Regions from separate parts of the Homo sapiens genome. Here regions 1, 2, 3 and 4 are each linked to region 5. The links are chromatin contacts, found by Hi-C or POLR2A ChIA-PET in ENCODE. All regions are on one chromosome and are shown on one strand. The core of a region is the stretch at or near the end of the contact, and the rest is flanking DNA. Distances in the headings are between cores, read along the strand shown. Region 1 holds the start of IGF2R (insulin like growth factor 2 receptor). Region 2 has its middle 38 kb from the start of IGF2R. Region 3 overlaps PRKN (parkin RBR E3 ubiquitin protein ligase). Region 4 overlaps IGF2R (insulin like growth factor 2 receptor). Region 5 overlaps PLG (plasminogen).

Evidence for each region. A loop is a pair of places that touch in the nucleus more often than their neighbours do. ChIA-PET counts read pairs that join two places held with the same protein, here RNA polymerase II (POLR2A). Pooled maps may share reads with other maps.
Region 1: a map of OCI-LY7 shows a loop between it and region 5 (5-fold over the local background). The contact joins the promoter of IGF2R here to the enhancer-like site in region 5. A Hi-C loop is called at or near these places in 1 of 168 maps with a recorded cell type or tissue (OCI-LY7), 9 of 37 single-sample maps with no recorded cell type and 5 of 50 pooled maps.
Region 2: a loop to region 5 is called in a map with no recorded cell type, with 8 times the contacts of the local background. The contact joins two enhancer-like sites. A Hi-C loop is called at or near these places in 4 of 37 single-sample maps with no recorded cell type and 3 of 50 pooled maps.
Region 3: a pooled map shows a loop between it and region 5 (8-fold over the local background). The contact joins two enhancer-like sites. A Hi-C loop is called at or near these places in 5 of 50 pooled maps. POLR2A ChIA-PET finds 5 or more read pairs at or near these places in 2 of 52 experiments (MCF 10A and OCI-LY7).
Region 4: a loop to region 5 is called in a map with no recorded cell type, with 4 times the contacts of the local background. The contact joins two enhancer-like sites. A Hi-C loop is called at or near these places in 2 of 37 single-sample maps with no recorded cell type and 4 of 50 pooled maps.

The regions. Positions count from the first base shown.
Region 1 is chr6:159,966,128-159,970,547 of GRCh38, reverse strand. IGF2R (insulin like growth factor 2 receptor) reads right to left here and starts at 1,466. Exons shown (of 48, transcript NM_000876.4): 1 at 1,153-1,466. The coding sequence starts at 1,301. RefSeq lists silencers at 846-975, 996-1,275, 1,286-1,905.
Region 2 is chr6:159,928,656-159,932,741 of GRCh38, reverse strand. No RefSeq gene overlaps it. Among named protein-coding and RNA genes, the nearest start is that of IGF2R, 38 kb to the left of the region's middle. RefSeq lists enhancers at 729-898, 1,159-1,238. Within about 2 kb of position 2,766, at least 4 of the 41 ENCODE cell types and tissues checked have a DNase peak (open chromatin) inside an H3K27ac peak, as active enhancers do.
Region 3 is chr6:161,404,256-161,408,872 of GRCh38, reverse strand. All of the region lies in intron 9 of PRKN (parkin RBR E3 ubiquitin protein ligase), which reads left to right. Among named protein-coding and RNA genes, the nearest start is that of AGPAT4, 130 kb to the right of the region's middle. Within about 2 kb of position 2,066, at least 2 of the 41 ENCODE cell types and tissues checked have a DNase peak (open chromatin) inside an H3K27ac peak, as active enhancers do.
Region 4 is chr6:160,063,366-160,067,845 of GRCh38, reverse strand. IGF2R (insulin like growth factor 2 receptor) reads right to left here. Exons shown (of 48, transcript NM_000876.4): 27 at 4,216-4,431; 28 at 3,315-3,445; 29 at 2,945-3,042. Among named protein-coding and RNA genes, the nearest start is that of SLC22A1, 56 kb to the left of the region's middle. Within about 2 kb of position 2,490, at least 4 of the 41 ENCODE cell types and tissues checked have a DNase peak (open chromatin) inside an H3K27ac peak, as active enhancers do.
Region 5 is chr6:160,740,919-160,745,017 of GRCh38, reverse strand. It overlaps PLG (plasminogen), which reads right to left. Exons shown (of 19, transcript NM_000301.5): 17 at 3,601-3,707. Among named protein-coding and RNA genes, the nearest start is that of PLG, 41 kb to the right of the region's middle. RefSeq lists an enhancer at 2,591-2,660. Within about 2 kb of position 2,682, at least 2 of the 41 ENCODE cell types and tissues checked have a DNase peak (open chromatin) inside an H3K27ac peak, as active enhancers do; they include OCI-LY7, where a contact is called at or near this core.

The DNA.
Region 1 (4,420 bases), core at 217-2,716, 770 kb after region 5:
TGAGATCAGCCTCACCCTCCTTAGACTAATTTCTGCATGTTCTGAACACAGGGGTGCTAATAAAACTATCTCTGATGCATGGGAAAAATAAGAACCCCCCCCATAAACCCTACCACAAACTCCAAGTTCAGCCCAAAGTAGGCTCAACTTTGTTTCACTCTGAAAAGTAACTTGTAAAAGTAACTTGTAAAAGTAACAGTAACAGGGAGAAACTGTTGTCTGTTCAAAACTTTTCATCCTGCTTCCTTTTTACCAAAGTTTAAAAAAATAAACAAAAGCTGAATTTTCCATCATCCTAAACAGTCCAGAAAAGGATGGTCAGAAAATTCCTGAAATTCGAAGTTCCCCAGGCCCTGGACTGCTAGCAGTTGCGCGAGGTGAACAGCCCTCGATGGGACTGATGGGTTATACAATCATGGTTCCCAGAGCAAGATCCACTAGAATAATCCGCCCCGGAGACAATGACATCATGTGAGCAACCAGGCAGGAAGTTGGGCTCAGAGAAGTGAAGGGTCAAGTCTTGAAAGCTCACACTGGACGACACCCCCTGCCCCCAATCTAAAGAAGACAAAAGTCACCGCCTGCTAAAAATATATATATATATATATTCTTTAAAGAGAAAATGAGCCCACGGGGGGAAATCAATCAGCAAATGAAACCACAAACACTCAACTCCAGGACCATTCCTGCGGGCTCCAACGCCCCGGTGAGCCTCTCCACACCGAGGGGCCTCACCGGTGCCCCGCTGGCGAAACTCTGATGCAAACGCGCAGCGGGAACAAAGCAAACTGGAGTTCCTGCCTCCAACTTTCCCGGACGCCCGGCCGCGCGAGGGCAGGCGCCGACCCCAAGGGCCGGGGCGACCGCTCCGCACAAAGCCACCCCCGACTCAGCGACAGCCACAAGTGGCCGGACGCGGGGCTCCAGGACCGCCACGACCGCGTGTGCCCCCGCGCCCCCCGCCTGCGCACGGGACCCGGCGGGACTCGCGGACACCACGCAGGCAACTTTCCCTCGGGAACGGGGCGGACCCCGGCGCGGAACGGAGGCGACTTGGAGACCCCAGGAGCTCCTCGAGCGCTCCCCGCCCCCCACGCCGGCCGCTCACCCCGGGCACCGCGAGCGGAGCCTGCGTCCGGGCGGGCCACCCACCTGCACAGCTCGGGGAACGGGGCGGCCTGGGCCTGCGTGGACCCCGGGGCAGCGACGAGCAGCAGCAGCTGCAGCAGGAGCAGAGAGCGCTGCGGGCGGCGGGCGGGCGCGGGCCCCAGGTGGGGGCTCCGGCCGGCGGCGGCCCCCATCGCGCCGGGCCCGGACTGCGCGGCGGGCGCGAGGCTAACGGCGCGCGACTGCTGGGGGCCGCGCCCGGGACGGGGTCGCGCCGCCAGGGCAAAGGCGGAGGTGGAGACGGAGCGGGAGCCCGAGGTGAGCGCGGCTCGACTGGGCTCGGCGACAGCGACAGCGGCAGCGGCGGCCCCGGAACCGCGTCACGTGACAGCCGCCCGGCACCGCCCCCCCACCCCCGCCCCCCGCTCACGTGACTCCCTTGTTCAGGTGACCCCCGCCCGCCCCGGCTCCTCCCAGGCCCGGGTCACGTGAGCGCAGCGCGCGGGACAGGAAGCGGCGCGGGCGGGGCGCAGGCTCCAGGTGCCTCCCGGGGCCTGAGCCTCTCGGCGGGCTGGGCGCGGCGGGGGTGCCTAGCCGGGCCTCAGTTTCCCCTCCCACCGCGCCCTGCTGGATCGTGGCGGGTGCTTCCCAGGTTAGAGCAACTGTTCCCAACCTCGATCGACCAGTAGGGGAAAATAGGGAACTTGGATCAAAGTGCCAGGGAGGTAAATGCCTTCGCACAGCCTAGTGGCAGCGGATCCGTGGGGGGTGGGAACACACTTTAACTGCCCGTGGAGTCAAATCATGGGGGTTTACAACCTTGGCCCGTCAGAGCCTCTCAGACCTTCTGTGGGAATGTTATTTCCCAAGCGTGGGCTTCCTACAGCAAGGAAGGCAGCACAAATCCAGCAAGGTGAAAGAGTGGACAAAAGTGTCGCTGTCAAGCAAGTGCCACTCAACAAAGCTTTATTAATTCACTACGTGGATGGCCATGAGCTAGCCACAATGAAAGTAGAACGATGAATCTAAAAGTCTTGAACTAAAAAAATTCACTTTCTTTTAGAGTAAATATACAAAATAATCATGACTGAAAATAGTAATCATCATCATCATAAAAGCTCATCTTTTTTAGTGCTTATTCCATACCAGACACTGCTAAGCATGTAAGCATGAATCTTTAAAAACCTATGAGATGGGAACCTACTTATAGATGAGGAATTGAGGCACAAGGATACTCAGTGACTTACTCAAAGACACTCTGGGATGTGGCAAAGCTGGAATTCAAACACATATAAATAATCATGACCCAATAATAGCTAACATTTCTTGAGCAAGTAATTATGTACGAAGTACTGAAGTGTTCGGACACTGTGATTTAGCTCATTTAATCCTAACAGTCCTGTAAGAGGGGGTGCCTTTATTGCATCCGTTTTGCAGATAAGGAAAGTGAGGAATGGAGAAATTAAATAACTAGTTAGTCTTGCAGCTAGTAAGTGAAAAAGCCCGGGTTTGAGCCCAAGCCAGTCACAGGCCTGTGACATAACCACCGTGCTATTAATATATTGCCCAAGAAAAGAAAGTGTTGTAGTGGGTCAAAGGGAGAGCTCAGGTGTAAACTGTGGACGTCGAAAAAGGGTTTGTGGTGACCGGGCGCGGTGGCTCGCGACTGTAAACCCAGCACTTTGGGAGGCCAAGGCGGGCGGATCACAAGGTCAGGAGATCGAGACCATCCTGGCTAACACAGTGAAATCCCATCTCTACTAAAAATACAAAAAATTAACCGGGCGTGGTGGCACACGCCTGTAGTCCCAGCTACTCGGGAGGCTGAGGCAGGAGAATCGCTTGAACCCAGGAGGCAGAGGTTGCAGTGAGCAGAGATCGTGCCACTGCACTCCAGCCTGGGAAACAGAGCGAGATTCCATCTCAAAAAAAAAAAAAAAGAAAAAGGGTTTGTGTTTTGCAACTCCAGTGTTATAATGGATACAGGCAAAGACCATCAGTAAATACTAAAACCATCTGGTGAAAAATTATTGTGAAGCGGAATATTCTCTTTGTCTCAAAGTATCACCTTCAAAGTATACTTCCTTAAAAAACACAAAATACCTCTTCACAATGGAAAGATCTGGTAGAACCACCTTAATCAAGTAATTAAAACTAGTATCACCAATTTTTAAAAAACTAGCATTTTCTGCTTTCTAAAGTGATGCAATAAAAAATGCTAAAGGGTAATATTTAAAAGATGGTATAATCATGACTCAGATGTAGAATGAACATGTATCAAAGGTATTCCTTAGCTCATTCATTAATGTGAGAACCGGTAACATGTCACAGCTGGTTCAAAGGAAAATCCAAGGAGAATCCAACAAATATTCAAGCAGTTAGGAATGCTGAAATAAGGTTGTCTATAGATGGAAAATTGGTCAGTAACCATAGGTCAAAAAACAGCTGCGTACGCAATAGACACAATTTGCATTTCTAAAGACAAAAATCGTGTATATTACCATCAGTAGTCTACAATTTACAGAGTTGTAAAATACCTCAAAGACAGTGGCAGACACAAGACCCCATAGAATCAGATAACCCAAAAGACTGTACTAAACAGCTAGCATTCCATTACAGTTGACCACTAATATTTTTGGTCCATTTCAAAGTCTTTCACAGTTATTCCCTACCGTACACACTATCACAAGTAGTCTTGCCAAGAAGTTCAACTTAATCTAATTGAGATAAAACAATCAAATTCAAACTGTGAAACATATGACAAGAAAACTGAACTGGACTATTGCAAAATATTAATGCGCTGAAAAAACAACTCTCCTCCAAAAAAAAAAAGAGAAAAAAAGTGGAAGTGCTACTCTAAATCCATGTAGCAAGCAATAACCTGTGGGTCAAATGTGGTAAGGCAGCTGTTTTGTAAATAAAGTTTTGTGGGAATACGGCCACACCCATGTGTTTATGTATTATCTAGGGCTGCTTTTGCCTGCAATGACACAGTTGAGTCGTTGCAACAGAGACTGTATGACCTGAAAATGCTAACATATTTTACCATATGGCCCTCCGCAGAAAAAGCTTGCCAACCTCTGTTCTAGATCAGTGGTTTTCAAAAGTGCGGTCCTTAGACAAGCAACTTTTGTGTCACCTACCAGCTTGTTAGAAATGCCATTTCATGGGTCCTGCCTCAACCTATTGAATGAAAATCTCTGGAGATGGGCACCAGGAGATTGCTCTAGCAAGCTCTCCAGGAGATTCTCATACACATGGAAGTTTGGCACCGGGAGATTGCTCTAGCAAGCTCTCCAGGAGATTCTCATAC
Region 2 (4,086 bases), core at 1,517-4,016, 810 kb after region 5:
CTGGGAGCATCCCTTTCTCCTGCATGTCCATGTCAAATATCTTTATCTGCAAAGATATTCACTTGATTTAAGGGCATGACCTTCAATAGTCACTTGATTTAAGAGAAAATCCCCTTCTTAGCTCAAGAATAACCTCCAAAGACACACACAAAGATATTTATGGGAGACACACCATCTGGGATTGGCTTTAAAATTCTTCAGCAGCAATAACTACGAATAACAACAACAAGACAGGAGTGGAGTTAAATAAAAAGGAACTATGGAATGTTGACAATTGTTGAGCATGAGTAATTTTATCTATGTATTTATGTATTTTGTTAACTAAATTGAAAGGCCAAGAGGAAAACTAAAGCACCCCAAAGTAGCATCACAGGAACAGATTTCCTAGGACTGAGGGCACAGAGGGAAGGATTTGCATTATTAAAACTAGTAAATCTAGAGGAGACACCATTTTTGCTGGGATCCAGGCTTCTGAGGAAGGGGCACCTTCCTGGCAGCAAGAAAGTGCTGGGATCTCTGAAGTGCAATCTGATGATGCTGGTGCTGCCTGTGCTGGAACAACTGCAAAGTGGCCTCAGCTGCTGCTACGGAAGGACTTCCAGCTGCGAGGGTGAAGAAGCATGGCTGGAGGAAGATCGTTAAGATGAGAATCACAGGATCACAAGCAGACATGGATCCCATAGGGAGCAAGCAGAAAGGAGTGTGTTCCCTTTCCTCCTCCTCCAGCCTTCTCTCTTGAGCCCCCTGTTAGCAAAACCTAAGAGAGAGCCAGTGGCATAGCAGACATGTTTGCAGAGCCTTAGCTCGAGCATCACACAGCTGAGCATAGACAGCTGCTTATTGAGGGATAACATAATAACTGGCACAGTGGACTTACTTTGCCCCCTGAGCTTGTGCTTATCTTTTCCAGCTTAGTTCATTTATTCACTAAACCTTGAGCTAGATGTCAGGTGCTAGTCTAGATTGGAGGATATGATACTAACAAGATGGGCATAATCCCTGTCCTGGGACTTCAGTCAACCTTGACTTTTTTTTCAGTCTTTCACTTTTCTAATAGATTCCAGCCTCTGGCTCCACCCCTGCTGCTGTGCAACCCACTGTGTTGTTCTTGTCTTTTTATTATATATAAAATATACATAACATAAAGTATACATAACATAAAATGTACCATCTTAACTATTTTTAATGTACCATTCAGTGGCGTTAAGGACATTCACGTTGTTGTAAAACTGTCTTCATCATCCATCTCCAGAACTCTTTTTCATCTTGAAAAAATGAAACTCAGTAATGATTAAACTCTCACTCCCCACTTCCTCCTCCCTCCAGCCTCTGGCAACCAGCATTCTACTTTCTGTCTCTATGCATTTGAGTACTCCAGGGACCTCATATAAGTGGAGGCATACAGCATTTGTCCTGTTATGACTGGCATATTTCACTTTGCATATTGTCCTCAAGGTTCATCCATGTCATAGCGTGTGTCAGAACTTCCTTTCTAAGGCTGAATAATATTCCATTGTATATTTCACATTTTGCTGATCCATTCACTCGTTGACACGTGTTTGGTTTGTTTGCACCTTTTGGCTACTGTGAATAATGCTGTTATGAACATTGATGTATAAGTATGTGTACAAGTCCGTGCTTTCAGCTCTTTTGGGTATATGCCTATGAGTAAAACTGGTTGTTCATATGGTAATTCTATGTTTAACTTTTTGAGAAACCACTCCATGTGTTCACAGCAACCATACCGTTTTACATTCCCACCAGCAACTGGTATCTATGAGGGTTCCGATTTCTCCACATCCATGCCAACATTTGTTATTTTTCTTCTTTAATAACAGCCACAGGTGTGAAGTGGCCCACTGTGGGCTCTGGCATAAATTTAGCCTGAACACATCAAGTTTCTGCACAGTGTCCTTATTGAGACAGTGCCTCAGTTGTCACCCTTGTAGCCTTTTTTCAGCCCAGGCTTTCTCTCCTTTTCCAAACCAGTTTGTTTTTATTGGCTTTTGGAAGTTTCACCAGTTCTCAGAGAGAAGGTTTGTATTCTTTTGATAGAATGAGCTTAATGAAATGTCATAAGATCAGAGATGCAGAAAGAAACCAAGAAAGAGCTTTTTACTTTGATGTGTAGGAGTGTGAACACTGATGGGGCAGGAGCCCTTTCCAGTCTCATCTGGAGGCACAGCAGCAGGGGTGGCCTGGGCCCCAGTAGCAACTGCAGCATTGGCTACCAGTGGGCCAGTTGGGTACCAACCTGAATGTCCAATAACTGGACAAACATACTATGACCATAGAGTGTAATTTCATGCTAGCATTAAATATGCTTCAAAAACATATTTAATGACACAGGAAAGGCATATGACTTAACTTAGGTGCAAAAACCTGAATACAAAGCAGTAATGATGTTCAATATTATAAACATGCCCTTTAAAAGACTAAGAAAAAGTACATCAAAGTGTTAGCACTTATCTATGATATAGGTCACTTTTAAGTCTCTATTTTCCTGTTCCCAGATGATTTATGATAAGCATTTCACATATTTTAATCAGAAAACAAGAAAAACATTTTTAAGCAAACACACCAGTGGCTGTAGTGGGTGCACTAAACTGGCTGCTAGCCAGGGAAAGCACGTGGAACCGCCTGGAACTCTGCCAGGGAAAATCCAGAACGGGGATGGTGGCCGAGAGGATTCAGCTATTTTTATAACTGCTGCCACCGTTACCTGAGCCCTCGCTTCCCTCTCCAGCCTGGTGTGGTGTAGACAAGCAAGGGTGACAAAGAGTTTACAGCAAACATACAACCGCAAGCTCATTGCCACCTCGTAATAGAAAGAACCCCAGAATTAGGGAAAGCACCATTAGCTACTGAGATGTTTACTGATGAAAGACTCTCCTCTTTTTCCTCCATAGCAGTTATATAAATGAGCCAGACGTGGCCTCGTGTGTTGGCCTACAATGTTGTTTAGGCCTTCACAGCAGGCTAGACCACTAGCTCAAAGCCCACTGGCACCAAACTCAAATTCTTCCACATTGATTGCTTTAAATATAGTCCAGAGAAATCTATTTTTGGCAATTTGGAGCCTACCTACTTTACATAGCCCACAAAACTGTGCCCAACATCTGCTAAGCCACAGGTAAGATGAACCTTGTTCCTATGAACTACGCTGTATTAGTCTTTATATTAACATAATGTCATATATGTACATACATGATAGAATGTATATACAGTCATGTGTCACTTAACTACAGGGCTATGTCATTAGGCGATTTTGTCATTATGCAAACATCAGAGTGAAGGGTATTTTAAAAGTTATTTAAGTGGTACACCTGTACAGGGCACTTACCACGAATGAAGCCTGCAGGACTAGAAGTTGCTCTGATGTCAGTGAGTGAGTGGTGAGTGAATGTGAAGGCCTAGGACTGTACCGCACACTATGATAGACTTTATGAGCACTGTACACTTAGGGAACACTACATTTATTTCTTCAATAATAAATTAACCTTACTTTACTGTAACTTATTCACTTAATAAACTTTTTAATTTTTTTGTAACTTTTTGGCTCTCCTGTAATAATATTCAGCTTAAAACACAAACATACTGTACAGCTATACAAAATACTTTCTTTATATCCCTATTCTATAAGCTTTTTTCTATTAAAATTTTTTTTTCACTTTTTATTAAAGACTAAGACACAGACACACACATTAGCCTAGGCCCATGTAGGTTCAGGATCATCCATATCACTGTCTTCCAACTCCACATCTTGTCCCACTGGGAGGTCCTCAGGGGCAATAACATACATGGAGCTGTCGTCTCCTATGGTCACAATGCCTTCTTCTGGATGCCTCCTGAAGGGCCTGCCTGAGGCTGTGTTATAGTTAATTTTTTAATAAATAGGTGCACACTCTAAAATAACAATAAAAAGTATAGTATGGTAAATACATAAACCAGTAACATAGTTGCTTATTATCATTATCAAGTATTGTGTACTCTACATAACTGTATATGCTATACTATTATATGATTGCAGCTCAGTAGGCTTGTACACACAAGCAGCACCACAAACACATGAATCAAGTGTTGCAT
Region 3 (4,617 bases), core at 817-3,316, 660 kb before region 5:
TATAAATGGGCAAAGTCCACCTCATTTTAGATAAGATTTCATTGGCTATTTCCTAATGTTTTATTTTAATGAAATAATGAAAAGAGATGTCATTGTGGATTCTTTTTTAATGCCCATGAATGGTTTCTAGTGACATTGTATGGGGACAAAACATACACAGCAGATCTTGCCACCAACAGCATTCCCACAACTGTTTTCTTCCTGCAGATCCTACTTGCATTCCACACATGTCCACTCCCGGTATCAGCCTCGCCGACCCCCTGACCCATGGCACAGGCTCATCAGCCCTCAATATTGTTAAGTGGAAAAATGAAAGAGTTTTTATTATTACAAAAGTAATACATACTCATTAGACAATGTCAGTAAATTGTACCAAAAAAAAAAAAAAAAGGAAAACCTAGAAAACAAACATAATCCCACGTGGCTGGACATGGGATTTTTGACTCATTGCTGTAGAGCTTTCTAGATACGTTTTACATGTATACGCAAACCCACATGTCCGCAATTTTAACAGAGACGAGTTTATGCTGATGGGCTTTTTTTTTTTTTTTTTTTACCAGTTTTTCACCCTTAATTGTGTGTCACAAACATCTTTGCATTTCTCTAACGCCATGTTTAATGATGACCATTTGTCAGGGTGTGCCATGACTTATGTAAATGTGTATCTTGCGGAATGATGATAATTTTCCCACGGCCGAATTTTTCCTGTGTTCCTGACTTTTCTCTAAAAAGAAAAATTCCTAGAAGAGGAAGTTAGAGAGTCAAAGCATGTGCATGTTTTTAAAGCTTTTGTCAAGCCTGTCCATGTGAAGAGACCACCAAACAGGCTCTGTGTGAGCAATAAAGCTGTTTATTCACTTGGGTGCAAGTGGGCTGAGTCCAAAAAGAGAGTCAGCGAAGGGAGATAGGAGAGGGGCAGCTTTATAGGACTTGGGTAGGCAGTGGAAAGTTACAGTTAAAGGAGGTTATCTATTGTTAGCAGAGGAGGGGATTACAAGGTGCATGGTGGGGAGATCATAAGACTCATTGTCCGAAAGAAGAATGTCACAAGGTCAACTGATCAGTTGGGGCAGGGCCAGAACAAGTCATAATGGTGGAATGTCATAAGGTTGGTCAATCAGTTATGGCAGGAGCTGGCTGTTTCACTTCTTTTGTGGTTTTTCTTTGGCTGCTTCAGACTTCTTGGCTCCTGCAGGCCATCTGGACGTATATGTGCAGGTCACAGGGGTTATAATGGCTGAGCTTCGACTCAGAGGCCTGACAGCTTTGCATCCAACACTTATCCTCAACTCTAAGAAGTACCTTTTTGTGTATTTTAACATTTCTGAAATCAGGATATTGTAAATTGATGTGGATGTTTACAATGGTAGTATGATGGAGCTTTTCTTTCTTTGGTCAAGCCACTATTAAATTGAAGGTGCTTTTTACCATTAATGTCATCTTAGAATGGAGGCATTTCAGTCCTGTTAAATTACCTCCCAGCAAACAATTGTGCCAGTGTGCAGAGCCTCCCACCGAGTGCAGCTGCCCCCTTCCCCAGCCCCTCCCTTTTCAGCTTTGCCAAATGAGAAGCAATATTGTTTCTTATTTATCAAGTCAGTGCGTTTCTATATTTATGACTCACTCATGATTAATTACCATTAACATCTCTCTTAGCAGTTATAATTTTGGTATGACTTTTTGTTTTCCATGTAGATTATGACTCTGTAAAAAATTGTGAAACCATATTTATAAAAATATAAAGACATTTTAATGACAAATATAGCATACTCATTATAGAGGCTTTTATGTAAATATAATTTGGTGATCTTAATTTGAAATAAATCTTAATTAAATTTCTCTGAAGTCCCATTTTGTTAAAAATATCCAACGAGCCTAAACCTTGGCTGGCCTAAGCTCATGATGTTTCCAAGTCAGCAAGAAGCTCTGTCCTTACCCGTAGCAGCAGTGCCGAGACGCTCCTCTTCAGTTCTGTCTGCATTTCCAAGTCCATCAATGATGGTGCAATTGTGTTGACATAATTCATTGCCTGAGAAATGCTTACAGATTTGCAAATTCCAGATTGTGGTAACATGATTGAACATGACTCGGCGTGAATCACTGATTGACAGAAACAAGTTGTATGTACATTTGAAATGCTTGCTCATCACTGAACACAAAGAGAGAAGGATCCATTTTGCCTGCAGAGAATGGAAATGACTGGGGCCAAAGGAGTTTTTGTTGAAAGTCACTGTATTGCCATTAACCCAAAACATATTTCCTTCGGGCTAATACTAAGAAGCCACTTTGTTGTGCTATATAGAGCATTGCACTCAAAATCCTGTGGTTACTGATATTATAAAGCAGAACTTAGGGTACCATTCAAAGAAACAAAATAGGAAGTTCCTATCAAGTTACAGTGATTGAAGCATTTAAAAAGTTTCTATATACTGAGCAGACATCTCGCCCTAAAAGAAGAACTTGAAAGCAACCACCTTACGTTTTTGGTGGATTTGAGAAAAATAGCTAAAATGTGCCCATAGTGGATCAGCACCCTTTTAGATAACATCAAACTAAACTTCATGACTTTGAAAAAAATTGAGAAAAGTAGATGCTAAGTGGGAAGATTTTACTGTAAACCAACACCTCAAATCAAGTGTGTGTATATATATATATGTATATATGTGTATATGTATATATGTGTGTATATATGTATGTATATATATGTGTATATATATGTGTGTATATATGTATATATATGTGTGTGTATATATGTGTATATATATACGTATGTATAAAGGAACAAAACATAAAGCCAGGAGATTGTGAGGGTCATTTCCATCCACAGACCAATCCCCAGCTTCCCTTATCAGGTTCTTTCCCAGTGCTCTTAAGGAGGTGGGTTTACTCCCATGCTGAGCCAGTGTCAGATATATGTTTATTTTAGATCCTTGAAATTAACTTGACATTCCTCTTCAGCAAAGAAAAGCATCATTTTCCAAATTAGTGGGAGCAAAAGTCTACTTTAAAAGAAAAATCTATTTGGACTGCCAAATTGGTAGGAACAGGCATAGACTTGGCAGTTAACCCTTCTGCTGATCCCCTGTTGCCACTTCTCAAATGGCCCAACGGGTACGAGACTTGGAACACGAGCCTGCCTGGCTGTGAGCACTCATGGACCCTCAGTTTCCCTTCCCTTTCTCCTGGAAGCTGGCCCAAAATGCTGATTATGGTGGACCCAAATTTATTTATTTATTTATTTATTTATTTATTTATTTATTTATTTTTAATTTTTATTTTATTTTATTTTTTAGACAGGGTCTTGCTTTGTCACCCAGGCTGGAGTGGGGTGCAATGGCACGATCTTGGGTCACTACAACCTGCACATCTTGGGTTCAAGCAATTCTCCTGCCCCAGCCTCCCAAGTAGCTGGGATTACAGATGTGTGCCACCATGCCTGGCTAATTTGTGCATTTTCGGTAGAGACGGGGTTTCACCATGTTGGCCAGGCTGGTCTCGAACTCCTGACCTCAATTGATCCACCTGCCTCAGCCTCCCAAAGTGCTGAGATTACAGGCATGAGCCACCATGCCCAGTCAGACCCACTTTTAAACAGCAATTTTGAAAAAGAGGGGCATGAACACAGGATGGCAAATGACGACTAATGACTTTTCCCCCAAATCCCATTGTAAATCTTGTCACTGTGTGACCAAGCCTATTTCACCCACTGCCATTTGTTCCTGGCCCATAATAAAGTAAAGGCCTGTGAGATATTTGGAGAGATAAATCAGCATTCAGTTTAAAGAGTCAGAGCTGGAGGAGAAGGTGGGAAGCAATGTTATCATTTAGTCTATCTTCCTGCCTTCAATGAAAATATAAAACATTAAACGTATATCAGACCATCCCAGTAAGAGAAGAATTAGTCCCCCTTTTTATGACTTTACAGAAACATATACTTTTCTGCTGGAACTCCATTCCATTGCAGTATTTACGGCTTCGCATTCTGTTTTTAGAAGTATGTTGCTACCGACTTGAAAGAGGATGTCAGGTTCTCTGTAGCAATAAAGGGGCAGGTGTGGCCATCTGTGCCATTTCAGTGACTTATCTGAATAAGCATTTCAATCCTTAGAAACAGAGCCTTCCCATGGAAAATGCTTGATTTTGACTTGCGTCATTGTGCAGGGAGTGATATACACCATGATAAATTTTCCTGCAGAAAAGTCTTTCTGAACACAGAGCCATAGAAATGAATTCTTACAGATAATGTAAACTTAGAGACACCCTGACACATTTTTGTTCTCTTAATTTTGAATCTTAACTAAATTTTGCAGATGCCATTGGGGTCACTGAGACAAGAAACTGCGTTCAGTGGCTCATGGACACTGATGATATTAGCTCAATTTATAGAGTTGTCTTGTTTGCGTCTTGATGAATCTTGTTTACCCTTCAAGACACAAAGTGTCACTGGGGCTGTGGAATTTGGACAGACTGTCCAGGGAGAGCAATCATCTCCTCCTCTGTGACTGCTCTAACCTCTGTCATCCCGTCTATGCGTTGCCACACAATTTTCTGTCTAGGTGCCTGTGTTCTTCTTTCTTTTCTTCCTAGAATAAACCTTTATTAAGCTCCTACTCAGGG
Region 4 (4,480 bases), core at 1,241-3,740, 680 kb after region 5:
CGCACGCCACCTGTTGTTTAAAACCAAGGCCGCCAGCAGTTACTGAAATTCTGAAATTAAAATGGGCTTGCTGACCTTTCTGCACAGGCTAAAGGTTCACTAACTACACAAATCCCAAATACAGACAGTAACTGGGAACCAACCCCATGCCAGGAGCAATATTAACAGTGAGTGAGACACACACTCTGCCACCACGGAGCAGGAACGGGAGCAGCTACAGATGCCACCTCAGCGGCAGCTCTTAGCGCTTCAGAGGGGAATAAAAACTGGTCATTCATTCAAAAGCTGTGTGCTAAACTGGGGGTACTGTATTAAACAAAACAGTATTAAACATCATCAATCTTACAAAGTTTACCAAAATTACCTGTGGAAGAAAATGACCGTGAACAAGATAAGACTTTTAAAAATACATACTGTATTTGATGGAAGTAAGAGCTGAAGGAAAAAAGGCAGATAAGGGGGATATGAAGTTCGGGGGGCAGAGGCAGCTGTTGAAATTTTAGACAGTGGAGCCAGAGAAGGCGTGACCGAGAAGGGGACCTGTGAATAGACTCTGAGAGAAATGGAATCACTGACCATCCTGGCACCCAGTAAAGCGCATCCCAGGCAGAGAACAGCATGAGCAAAGGGCCCGAGGCACATAAGCCCGACATGACCCGAGAAAGACAGAAACCCCGTGTGGCTGGAACAGAGTGAAAGTGAGGTTATTAGAGACAACACGGGGGTCATGTCCATCAGAGGAAGAACTTCAGCCTGTAGGTCCCAATGAGATGGGCGCTCACTGCATTGAAGGTTTCAGCAAGAGCGACATGGTGGGACTTATATCTCAAGAGGATCATTCTAATTACTGTGTGGGACTAACCAAACGTGTGACAAGGGACATGGCAAGGAGACCTCGGAGTGGCAGCTGCAGTACTGCACGCACGAGAGGAGGAGTGCCCAAACCAGGGGCAGGTGGCAGGAAGGGAAAGCTGCCTGAAGGTGATGGGACAAGAACAGAGCTTAGTGAATATCACCAAATGCTCTAAAAGTAGTCAACAGAAGAAACAGAAATAGAACTAACAAAGCCAAGGCAGAGGAAAGAGGAGAGGAGAACAGCACAGGTGAGGACAGCTTTCATCTTTTAAAAGAGAGTCAACAGACACCATTAGAAGCTGACAAACAGAGGTTTAGAGTTATAGAAGGTTCCAAAAAGAACCACAAGAAGAAACAGTAAAAAGTGGAGTGAAGCTAGGGGTTGGGGAGGGAGAGGTGAGGGTGGGTAATTTCATCTATTAATATTTTTGGACTCTCAATTACAATAGACATATATTAACTTTTATTATGAGATTATAAAATTCTCCTCTGATTTAATTCTACTTTTAAAAACTTAGCATAAAAATATCTTTAGGAAGGCCGGGCGCAGTGGCTCACACCTATAATCCCAGCACTTTGGGAGGCCAAGGCAGACGGAGGATGACCTGCAGTCAGCAGTTCAAGACCAGCCTGGCCAACATGGTGAAACCCTGTCTCTACTAAAAATACAAAAAATAGGCTGGCTCAGTGGCTCACACTTGTAATCCCAGCACTTTGGGAGGCCAAGGCGGGCGAATCACGAGGTCAAGAGTTCGAGACCAGCCTGGCCAACATAGTGGAACCCCATCTCTACTAAAAATACAAAAAAATTCGCCAGGTGTGGTGGCGGGCGCCTGTAATCCCAGCTACTCGGGAGGCTGAGGCAGGAGAGTCACTTGAACCCGGGAGGCGGAGGTTGCAGTGAGTCGAGATCACGCCACTGCACTCCAGCCTGGGCGACAGTGCAAGACTCTGTCTCATTAAAAAAAAAAAAAAAAACACCACAAAAATTAGCCAGGCATGGTGGTGTCTGTAATCCCAGCTACTAGGGATGCTGAGACAGGAGAATTGCTTGAACCAGGGAGGAGGAGGTTGCAGTGAGACAAGATCACGCCACTGCACTTCAGCCTGGGTGACAGAGCGAGATTCCATCTCAAAAAAAATACATATATATATATATATATATATATATATATACACACACACACACACACACACACACACACACATACACATATCTCTAGGAAAAATGCTTTATGTGCAAAGAAAATCAAAATTTTATTCCTTGTATATAAATATCAGAAAACTGAAGGCAGCCTCACATGGCAGAAAGAGAACTGCTAAGTGAACTGGGGATATCTACTGAGGACATTTCCCATCCAGTAGAAATGAGAAACAAATTTGTTTCACATGAAAATATTTACAAAATGTTAACTGGAAAAGGTAAGGTTACTAAAATTATGATTTAAAGTCACTGAACATAAATTACTAAATGCTTGCATTTACATACGTTCCTAAAACTTAAATGATGATTTCACCTACATAAATAACCGATGACACAACAGGACAAAGGCCGGAAGGAAACAGAATCACCTGCACTTTCCCCCAGGAAAGTCAACAGTGATCAAGTGGCTCATACTGGGTGTTTCACACGGCAGAACACAGGGCATCCCTCCAAAAAACAGAACCGCAGACCCACAAAACCAAAATCTCTAAGGATGGGACCCCAGGTGTCCAGAGGGCGATCTGGCAAAGCTGTTGAGAGCAGCTCTGTGGACGATCACATGCAACGAAGACCTCCCTTCATCGCAGGGGTCACCACACCGCTCCTGGCCCACTCTGCTCACTGACATGTGGATCACGCAAGAGTGCCAGGGGTCCACTCTCTGCTTCAGCTCCAATCCCTTCCCCATGCAGTCACCACAGCAGCTCCAGGTGGTGACGGAGCTGAGAGTTAACCTAGCCCGACTCCTCATTTTAATATGAGCAAACCGAGTCCTAGGTAAATTAACTGACTAATCTAATCCCCTGCACCCAAGACCACTAATTATTAAAGCAAAATCATACCAAGTTAGTCTGTCCAAAAGAGACAACACATCCATGGACTTACTTGAATGAACATTCAGTCAGATCGAAAGGTGGGCAGGCATACTGCGTTCGCCACTCAAACAAGTAGGAACAATCTGAAGTCTCCTTTAGAAATACTGGCTAAAAAAGTTAAGAGGCACATATATAAAAGTGAGAATGCAAAACTTTAGTTTATACTTTGAGTTTTAAGAATGAAAATAGTAAAGAATGGTTACGTTCATGAAAATCAATACTAACTGATGAAAGTTTCAACATATTTTCTGTAAATGGTTATTTTAAACTCAGTTAACCAGGAGATTTGATGAGATCTGAGGACAGATTCTTTCTAATATGATCCCAGCAGCCTGAGGGTGGGGAGAAGACCCCGCTGAGGGCCGTCGGTACATGCTCACCCGCTGGGTGCCGCGGTCACAGTAGAAGAAGATGGCTGTGGAGCGCTGATAAACCTTATGGCAAGTGTCCCCCCCCGTGAAGTTCATTTTTAACAAGCCATTTTCATAAGTTAGCTTCTGAGTCAGGAGACCTGTAAAGAAGGAGAACATTAAACAAGGTTTGGTTCGGGTCCCTAGGCTGTCAAACTTAGCCTAAGACATGTGACACCACACACCCTGAAGAGTGTGAGACAAAGTATCCCTGGCCTCCCAGCACCATACCATGCACTCCTGTCACATTACACTTTGGGAATAAAATCAGGCTTCCCCTTGTCCAAGGCTGCTGCAACGTCACAGACTGACCCGTGTATGATGACATGAGGCATTCCTTAGCCTCATCACCTAAGGGAATGTCACTTTCTCCACTGTGCCTGAGGGCTGTCCACGTACTCACCACCAGCTACTTTGACTTCATTTTTACAAGTTCCTAAATGTATTTAAATCTTGCCCAACTGCTGAAACAGCATGAATGACCAACAGCGTGCCCTGTAATTTCTACAGCCAAACCTCGTACTAAATGCATTCCCTGTGACTCAATGCTATCAAGTACTACCCCAGAACATCCAACACTGGCTAGCTCACTGTGTCCCAACGTTGTAATAAAGAAGAGAAATATGACCTTAGAGTCAGTAACTGGCATGGCTAACTAAGAATAAAATAGACATGCTCTACCAACATCCTTCAGTATGTACTCTGTTTAAGAAAATCAAGCAAAATCCGAAATATCATTAATATGCTTTTTTTTTTTTTTACAGTAGAACACTCATGTTTCTGACTCAAGGGAAAATTCATCTTCAGCAAAATATTTTAATATTTTAATTCCATTCCTTTGCAACAAAAGGAAAACGACAAACAATGGTACCTGCCACTTTGTGAAATCCCTGCGGTTCCCGCTTTTCCTGACATGAGGAGACCACCTTGGACTTGTCACTTGTGGGGCAGACGTCTGAGGAAAGCTTCCCACAGACCCGGAAGTAATAAGTGTATTCGCCAGCGCTCACGATGGTGTCGTTGAGGCCCAGGGGCTTCAGGTCATACAAGTTGCCATGCCTTGGGTCTTTCACCTCACAGTTGTCCCCTTCAAGAACATGGAAGAAGTGAAGGGCAACTGCAACCACACACGCATT
Region 5 (4,099 bases), core at 1,433-3,932:
ACTCTCAGACCACAGCACAATGAAATACCAGTCAAGACTAAGAAAATAACTCAAAACCGTACAATTACATGGAAATCAAACAACATGCTCCTGAATGACTTTTGGGTGAATAATGAAATTATGGCAGAAATCAGGAAGTTCTTTGAACTAATGAGAATAAAGATACAACATACCAGAATCTCTTGGACAGAGCTAAGGTAGTGTTAAGAGAGAAATTCATAGCACCAAATGCTAGCATCAAGAAGAAAGATCTCAAATTAAGAACCTAACATCACAATGGAAAAAATTAGAGAAACAAGAGCAAATCAACCCCAAAGCTAGCAGATGGCAAGAAATAACCAAAATCAGAGCTGAACTGAAGAAAGTCAAGACATGAAAATTCATTCAAAAGATCAACAAGTCCAGTAGTTGGTTTTTTGAAAACAGTAATAAGATAGGTAGGCTGCTAGCTAGGCTAATGAAGAAAAGGAAGATAAGACCAAAATAAACACAATTAGAAATGACAAAGGGGATGTTAGCACTGATGCCACAAAAATAAAAATAACCATCAGAAACTACTACAAACAGCTCCATGCACACAAACTAGAAAACCTAAAAGAGATGGATAAATTCCTGGACACATACACCCTCCCAAGACTGAACCAGGAAGAAATTGATTCCCTGAACAGAACAATAATGAGCTCCAAAATTGAATCAGTAATAAATAGCCTACTAACCAACAAAAGCCCAGGACCAGATAGATTCACAGCTGAATTCCACCAGATGTACAAAGAAGAGCTATGACCATTCCTACTGAAACCGTTCAAAAAAACTGAGGAGGAGGGTCTCCTCTCCAATTCATTCTATGAGGTCAGCATCATCCTGATACCAAAACCTGGCAGAGACACAAAAACAACAAAAAACTTCAGGCCAATATCCTTGATGAACACTGATGCAAAAATCCTTTACAAAATACTTGCAAACCAAATCCAGCAGCACATAAAAAAGCCAATCCATCGTGATCAAGTAGGCTTTATCCCCAGAATGTAAGCTTGGTTCAACATACATAAATCAATAAATGTGATTCATCACATAAATATAACTAAAGAGAAAACCCACATGATTATCTCAATAGATGCAGAAAAGGATTTTGATAAAATTTACCATCCTTTATATTGAAAACTCTCAATAAACTAGGTACTGAAGGAATATATCTCAAAATAATAAGAGACAGCTATGACAAGTCCACAGCCAACATCATACTAAATGGGCAAAAGCTGGAAGCATTCCCCTTGAAAACTGGCACAAGATAAGGATGCCCTCTTTCACCACTCCTATTCAACATAGTATTGGAAGCCCTGGTCAGAGCAATCAGGCAAGAGAAAGAAATAAAGGGCATCCAGATAGGAAGAGAGGAAATCAAACGATCCCTGTTGGCAGATGACATGACTCTATGTCTAGAAAACCCCATAGTCTCAGCCCAAAAGCTCCTTCAGCTGATAATCAACTCCAGCAAAGTTTCAGGATATAAAATCAATGTACAAAAATCACTAGCATCCCTTTACACCAACAACAGCCAAGCCCAGAGGCAAATCAGGAACACAGTCCCATTCACAAATGCCACAAAAAGAATAAAATATGTAAGAATACAGCTAACCAGAGAGGTAAAGATCTCTACAATAAGAATTACAAAACACTGCTCAAAGAAATCAGAGATGACACAAATGAATGGAAAAACATCCCATGCTCATGGATTGGAAGAATCAATATCATTAAAATGGCCATACTGCCCAAAGTAATTTACAGATTCATTGCTATTCCTATCAAACTGCCAATGATATTCTTCACAGCACTATTAAAAAACTACTTCAAAAATTTATATATAACCAAAAAGGAGCCAGAATAGCCAAGGCAATCCTAAACAAAAAGAACAAAGCTGGAGACATCACATTACCTGGCTTCAAACTATACTTCAGGGCTACAGTAACAAAAACAGCATGGTACTGGTAAAAAAAAAAAAAAAAAAAGACACGTAGACCAGTGGAACAGAATAGAGAGCCCAGAAATAAGGCCACACACCTACAGACATCTGATTTTTAACAAAGCTGACAAAAACAAGCAATGGGAAAATAACTCCCTATTCAATAAATGGTGCTGGGGTAACTGGCTAGCCATATGTAGAAGATGGAAACTGGACCCCTTTCCTTACACCATATACAGAAATCAACTCAAGATGGATTAAAGACTTAAATGTAAAATCCAAAAGTACAAAAATCCTGGAAGACAACCTAGGTAACACCATCCTGGACATAGGAACGGGCAAAAATTTCATGAAGATGCCAAAAGCAATCTCAACAAAGGCAAAAATTGACAAATGGGATCTAATTAAACTTAAGAGCTTCTGGACAGAAAAAGAAACTCTCAAGGGAGTAAAGGGAAAACCTAGAGAACAGGAGAAAATATTTGCAAACTATGCACCTGAAAAAGGTCTAATATCCAGCATCTATGAGGAACTTAAACAAATTTACAAGAAAAAAAAAACCCCATTAAAAAATGGACAGGGGACACTAACACACTTTTCTAAAGAAGACATGCCTGTGGCCAACAAACATATGAAAAAAAGCTCAATATCACTGATCGTTAGAGAAATGCAAATCAAAACCACAATGAAAAATCATCTCACACCAGCCAGAATGGCTTCCTAAAAAGTCAAAAAATAACAGATGCTGGCAAGGTTGCAGAGAAAAGAGAACACTAACAGCTGGTGGGACTGTAAATTAGTTCATCCACTGTAGAAAGCAGTATGGTGATTCTCAAAGAGCTAAAAGCAGAACTAACTTTCAACCCAGCAATCCTACTACTGGCGATATACCTAGAGGAATATAAATCATTCTACCCTAAAGACACATGCACATGAATGTTCATTGCAGCACTATTCACAGTAGCAAAGACATGGAATCACCTATATGACCATCAATGACACATTGGATGAAGAATATGTGGTACATATACACCATGGAATACTGTTTAGCCATAAGAAAGAATGAGGTAATATCTTTTACAGGAACATGAATGGAGCTGGAGGCCGTTATTCTTAGAAAACTAACACAGGAACAGAAAACCAAATACCACATGTTCACAGTTATAAGTGGGAGCTAAGTGATGAGAACTCATGGACACAAAGAAGAGAGCAACAGACACTGGGGCCTACTTGAGGGAGAAGAGTGGGAGGAGGGAGAGGAGCAGGAAATACTAAGAATTGGGTACTAGGGTTAGTACCTAGGTGACAAAATAATCTGCATGACAAACCACTGTTTACATATACAAGAAACTTGCACATGTACCCCTGAACCTAAAATAAAAGTTAAAAATTAATTAATTGAAATAAAAATGTTCTGAAAACAGAGAGAGAGAGAGAGACTCAAAGACACAGTTTTCCTCCCTTTGATCATGTGCCTTGAAGACTGATTAAGACATAGACAGGTGCCCAGGCAAAATCAGGAGTGGGGTGGACCACATTCATGGATAGGAATTTGCACAGCTTTCTCCAAAATGATCATTTTGTCACATGGACTGTAGGTCAAAACCAATTCGTTATGTGGGCAATGGAATTTATCTCACCTTGGGTTTCTCCCCAGCCAGTGATGAAACATTCGGTCCGGTCAGCGACCACATAATTTGGGGATGGCAGACAAGCTGGGATTACTTTGTCAGTGATGACGGCAGGACTGAAAGAAAAGCATCAGCAGTTATGTTTGACTGCTCTGCTCGCAGCTGCAGTACCCACAACCAGTCATCCCTGTCTTGAGGCCCCAGAGCCCTCTGAACTGGCACTGCCTTGCTTCACTGACACAGAGCAACGTAGAACACAGAGTTTCACCCTCACATTTGCCTGTGGTTGTCTATGGACTATGCAGATGTAAGGTTTCATTTGAAAGGCATCAGTTGCATGCAAGATACTGCTGGTGGCCTTCACCTTTGAAAGTAGGGATGACAAAGGCGCACTTCTCATGTATATTCTGTGCACAACTGGAATCTCATGCTGAGTGTGTCCTTTTACATTAATCGAATAGGGCATTGATCAGTGCATGGAATGTCTGACTGAGATGCCACCAAGAGG